Regions from separate parts of the Homo sapiens genome. Here region 2 is linked to region 1. Evidence: read pairs that join two places in POLR2A ChIA-PET (ENCODE). Cell type or tissue: Panc1. All regions are shown on one strand. Links, peaks and the distances in the headings refer to the core of each region. The heading gives the core; the rest is flanking DNA. Region 1 overlaps PRMT3 (protein arginine methyltransferase 3). Region 2 holds the start of LOC124902808 (a long non-coding RNA gene).

Evidence for each region. Peaks named below come from ENCODE experiments on the same cell type or tissue, not always from the same donor. Only the 100,000 strongest peaks of a DNase experiment are listed, where the experiment ranks them.
Region 2: POLR2A ChIA-PET joins it to region 1 with 22 read pairs; 2 of 35 experiments call an interaction of 5 or more read pairs at or near these places.

Annotation. Positions count from the first base shown.
Region 1 is chr11:20,503,764-20,506,695 of GRCh38, reverse strand. All of the region lies in intron 15 of PRMT3 (protein arginine methyltransferase 3), which reads right to left. Among named protein-coding and RNA genes, the nearest start is that of SLC6A5, 94 kb to the left of the region's middle. In Panc1, for the core only: no CTCF peak of the experiment used is centred there; no DNase peak of the experiment used is centred there.
Region 2 is chr11:20,439,716-20,442,647 of GRCh38, reverse strand. The region is part of intron 10 of PRMT3 (protein arginine methyltransferase 3); the gene reads right to left. It overlaps LOC124902808 (a long non-coding RNA gene), which reads right to left and starts at 1,078. Exons shown (of 2, transcript XR_007062965.1): 1 at 1-1,078. In Panc1, for the core only: no CTCF peak of the experiment used is centred there; no DNase peak of the experiment used is centred there.

The sequences.
Region 1 (2,932 bases), core at 215-2,714:
AATCTACATAAAACTATTGAAGTACTGAATGAATATCGTATTTAAAAAAATACAAATTCCCCATATTCAAGGAAAATTATCTGAATGCTTTTCAAGATGGTAGTGAAATAACACAAGTAAAACATAACCACCTGTTATATTTATTTTCAGAATATAAAGATTCCATTACTGATACCTTCTCTACATCTTTGCAAAAAAGGTGAGACTCACAGTTTAACACATAATTAAGGAGTTAAATAATAGAAGAAATAATGTGGCCCAAGGTGCAATCCATTCAACAAAATATAACAATTTTTGTGTACGTATATATGTTAATGTGTATATTTGGCTTTAGCTTTTATATCTGACCTATTCCTCTATATTAAGAAAATGATATAAAACTATCTCATATGACATGTTCACCAATAGTGGACATAATAAAGATTACCAGTCAGATAGTTCTACAAACTTTATGGAGTTCAGGTTAATCATTAGATAATTTATGCTTATATTTATTCAACACTTACTTTGTGCTAGGCTCTACTCTAAGGTCTTTACATGATTTATCTCACTTAATGGTCACAAAATATTGCTATGAGGTAAGCGCATTTTCCTTACTCACAGATGAAGTTCAGAAAAGGTAAGTAATTTGCCCAAGGTCATCTGCCAGCTAGTGAAAGAACTAGGATTTTCAGCAAGGCAGTTTGATTCCAGAACCCAAGTTCCTCAACTATACTCTGGTGCTTCCCTATCTCTATCTAAAAAAATGATGATTATAGCTTTAAATATACTATAATGAATAAGAAATAGACCTAAATTTTACCGCCCCGTGGGTTTTGTTTTTTTTTTTTGGTAAAAATATTTACTTGTTTATAAACACAATTGATATGTAAGTTGATGTAACTATTATTCTATAATAACTAATGAACAATGATACACGTTTTCTTATCTAAGGCATTAACCTAAGGAAGAAATAAAAGATCATTAGTATATTGAACACATTTAAGATTTTCCTATTTTGACTTTTCTATTTTGGCTATTTTATTTGCTTCTTTTTAAATCAACATTTAAAAACTTCTATTTAAGTTATTTATTGACACCAAAACTGGGAACGAACAGCCACATTATGATAAACTGACAATGTTTTTGTAAATACATGACAGAGAATAGTAATTGCCAACTTGGTTATTGGGTTTAACTTACTGTTATTGAATTGCCAACACTGAATCAACAAACTTGATTTTTACAACACAGTGGCTTGTTAGTTCCTTTTTACTTACAAGCAGTATGTCTTATACAAATTACTTAATTTAGTTGCTGGTATAAAGTAGTTCACATATGAAAAGACAGATAATGGACACTTGAGATTCAAAAATAACAAAATGACCTCCAGAGACCCAACATAAAGTAAGTATTCTATTAGATGTCCTAGTCAGGACATTAAAGTGTGGAGGGAAAAAGGATACAGACTGGGGGAGGGGGAATTAAAGTTTTCATTTGCATACTACCTGGTTTTATACATAGAAAATCCTGAAGCTATATGCAAAGAAGGCTACTAGAACTATTTATTGAAGTTTAAGCAAGGTCTTATGATTTAGGATCAAGGTATAAAAATTCTATTTCTACGTACTAGCAATGAAGAATTTATATAATACTACAAACAACAGCTTCAAAAAAGCATAAAGGCTGGGTGTGGTGGCTCATGCCTGTAATACCAGCACCTTGGGAGGCCAAGGTGGGCGGATCACTTGAGACAAGGAATTCGAGACCAGCCTGGCCAACCTGGCAAAACTCTGTCTCTACTAAAAACACAAAAATTAGCCAGGCATGTGGTGCACACCTGTAGTCTCAGTTACTTGGGAGGCTGAGGCACAAGGATGGCCTGAACCCAGGAGGTGGCAGTTGCAGTAAGCAGAGATCATGCCACTGCACTCCAGCCTGGGCGACAGACCGAGTCTCAGTCGCTCTCGCTCTCTCTCTCTCTCTCTCTCTCTCTCTCTCTCTCTCTCACACACACACACACACACATACAATACTTGAGATAAATGTAACAATATATGTCTGACTTACATAAACTACAAAACAACTTTAAAGATGGTCCACATAAATGGAGAGACCCACTCTCTCGTGAGTGAAAGACTCAATGTTGTTAAGATGTCAATTTTCCCTAATCTATTGATTTAACAAAATCCCAGTCAAAATCCTAACAGGCTTTCTTAGGCCAGAAATTAATGAGCTGATTTTAAAATTTATATGGCAATATAAAGGACCTAGAATAGCCAAAACAACTGTTTGTGTAAATCTTGCCATTTTGTTCTTTTTCAATCTTATAAAGACTGTCTTAAAGGCACAAGGACAGACATACAGATCCCTGGGGGAAAATGAGAGCTCAGAAGTAGATCTATATGCATATGGTCAATTAATTTTTGACAAGGGAGCCAAGGCGATTAAATCGGAAAAGGATAGTCTTTTTAAGAAATGATGATGGAGCAAGTGAATATACATTTGGGAAAAGATGAACTATTATTAACTTTTAAATTTAACTCAATTAGATGACCACCCAATTTGAAATCAAGCAAAATATCTGAGCAGAAATCTCACAAGAAGATATAAAAATGGCCAATACACATATGAAACAATGCCCAACATCACATCAGGCAAATGAAAACTACAAGCACAGCTATAACTACATACTCAAAACGGCTTAAAATACTGCATCTTTTTTATAAGTGTTAAAAATGATGTGGAACAACTGAATTCACAATGGTGTTAGCCCTAGGGATGTTAGATAGCATAGTCATTTTTAAAAAATTTGCCAGTTTCTTATAAAGTTAAATATACACTTACCATAAGACCCAGTAATTCCACTTCTAGGTACTTACCCAAGAGAAATGAAAACATCTGTCTGCACCAAGACTTTTACATGAATATTCATAGCAACTTTATTCTTAAT
Region 2 (2,932 bases), core at 269-2,768, 64 kb after region 1:
TGTGTGCACAGCCATAAAAAGGAATGAGAAATATCTCTATAGAATAATGAAGTGATTTCTGAGAAAGAATTTTAATTGAATAAAAGCAAAGTATAGAACAATATCTAGAATATGCTAACTTTTGCATAAGGGTGAATATATACATATCTAATATTTTCAAAATAACCCCAAAAATAAAAAGAAAATGGTCATCTATCCACAAAGGAAGATAACAGAAGAAGAAACAGAATGTCCTGTTATCTTAAAATGTACATAAAAATTACTAAAAAATTAGTAATTTTTTGCATAACTAAAACACAAAATTAAACTAAACAAGGGAAAAAGAAGCAATCCTCCCCAAAATTGAAAAAAAGAAAACACTGAAATCTGGTTGTATGTCAAGTTGGTAACAGAATAGGTGAAAATAGTGACTACAAGTGACTTTAAAAAAAAAAACAATATTTTGACTGTACATTTCTTATGAGATACATTCTATAAGAAAATATAAACAAAATTTAAGCTGCATTTAGAAGTCTTATTGTATAGTAGTAAAGTTGGTATTTAAGTTCTGAAACTAGCCGGGCACAGTGGCCCACGCCTGTAATCCCAGCCCTTTGGGAGGCTGAGGCAGGCAGATCACCTGAGGTCAGGAGTTCAAGACCAGCCCCGCCAACATGGCGAAACCCCGTCTCTACTAAAAATACAAAAATTAGCCGGGCGTGGTGGCAGGCACTTGTAATCTCAGCTACTAGGGAGGCTGAGGCAGGAGAATCACTGGAACCTGGGGGGCAGAGGTTACAGTGAGACGAGATCACGCCATTTCACTCTAGCCTGAGTAAAAAAAGCAAAACTCCATCTCAAAAAAAAAAAAAAAAAAAAACCTGAAACTATTGTAGGTAGGTTATATGATAAAGCAATTATCATCTTAGGAACCAAGGTTTTCTGCACAGACGTAAAGAGACGCAAGTATAAAATCAAAGACTTCAAGTAAAAATTCCATAATCTTACACGGAAAATATGAGTGTAGATTTGTGACTTTTTATATTTAAAAAGTTAATTACAGGCTGGGCGCGGTGGCTCAAGCCTGTAATCCCAGCACTTTGGGAGGCCGAGGCTGGTGGATCACGAGGTCAGGAGATCGAGACCATCCTGGCTAACATGGTGAAACCCCGTCTCTACTAAAAATACAAAAAAAATTAGCTGGGCATGGTGGCGGGTGCCTATAGTCCCAGCTACTCAGGAAGCTGAGGCAGGAGAATGGCGTGAACCCGGGAGGCGGAGCTTGCAGTGAGCCGAGATTGCGCCACTGCACTCCAGCCTGGGCGAAAGAGCGAGACTCCATCTCAAAATATATAAATAAATAAATAAATAAATAAATAAATAAATAAATAAATAAATAAATAAAAAGTTAGTAACATCTGGTCTGTAGGAACATAGATGATGATCTCTACATATCATTTTCCAATGAAAGACCAGGATTCTTTGATTCCAAGTTTAGGCAGTATAAAACGACCATAAAATATCTTCTAGTACCAGAAAGTAAAATCTGAATCATAAACATACTTATTTGATATTTTCTGTGTATTATTACAATATATCAACCTGTAATTCAGATGTTATATTGAGGACTACTAGGGTTTGTTAAAGGAACACAAGAGACAAGAAAAAAAAAGGGAGAGGTGAAACTACAGATTAAGAAATTTTAGACTTGATACCAAAGGCATGATCTATAAAAATAATTGATAAATTAGACTTTATCAATATTAAAAACTTTTGCTCTATGAAAGACTCTGTTAAAAGGACGAAAGGACCTGCCACAGAGTGGGAGAAAATATTTGCAAACCACATATCCAATAAAGGATTAGTAAAAAGAACTGCCAAACACAACAGTAACCAGTGCTTGGGACACAGTAAGTACTCAGTGGATGCTTCAATATAATTTCAAATTTTTTCTTTGTAAAATTCAAGAAAAATTAATATTACTATTTTAATATATAGTAGAATACTAACCATTTTGATAAAAGCATATCAATTTATTCATCATCATTGTACATAAAAGACATCCAGAACAACTGTTTTTGCTTTTCATGCTCTTAAATGTGTCTTTTTATGACAGAATTTCTTAATTTTGATGTAGTCCAGTCCAATTTATTTTCTCTTTTTTTTTTTTTTTTTTTTTGTATTTTTAGTAGAGATGGGGTTTCACCGTGTTAGCCAGGATGGTCTCAATCTCCTGACCTCGTGATTCGCCCGCCTTGGCCTCCCAAAGTGCTGGGATTACAGGCGTGAGCCACCACACCCGGCCTCTTTTTAAGAGTCAGCATCTCGCTCTGTTGCCCAGGCTGGAGGGCAGTGGTGCAATCATAGCTCATGCAGTCTTGAACTTCTGGGCTTAAGCCATCCTCCTGCCTCAGCCAATCAAACTGCTGGGATTACAAGAGTGAGCCACTATCTTTTCTCTTAACATTAGTATTTTGGGGGTTTTGACTAAGAAATTTTCTCTATCCAGTCATAAATATATCCCCTTTTATTATCTTCTAAAGCTCTTTTTCCATTTAGAACTTTACTCCACTTGGAACTGATTTCTTCATTTTCTATGAAGTAGAAATCTTACTTCTTTTTATTTTCCCCAGTAAGGACATTCAGTTGTTTCAGCATCATCCTTTCCTCACTACTCTGTAGTACCACCTTTACCACAAATCAAGTGACCTTATGAGTATGGGTTACACAGGTCTGTTTGTCAGTCTTTGCACAAGTAAAACACTGTTTTAATTGCTGTAGTATACTTTATAGCTTGATATCTAGTACACAAAGTCCTCCCACCTTATTCTCATAAGAGTATACAGGCTGCTTTTGGGCTTCTTTTTCATTTACCTAAAAAGCTGCTTTTTCAAACTCCACATAAACATGGTTGAGATTTTTGCTGGATTACATTAAATCTACAGATTAATAT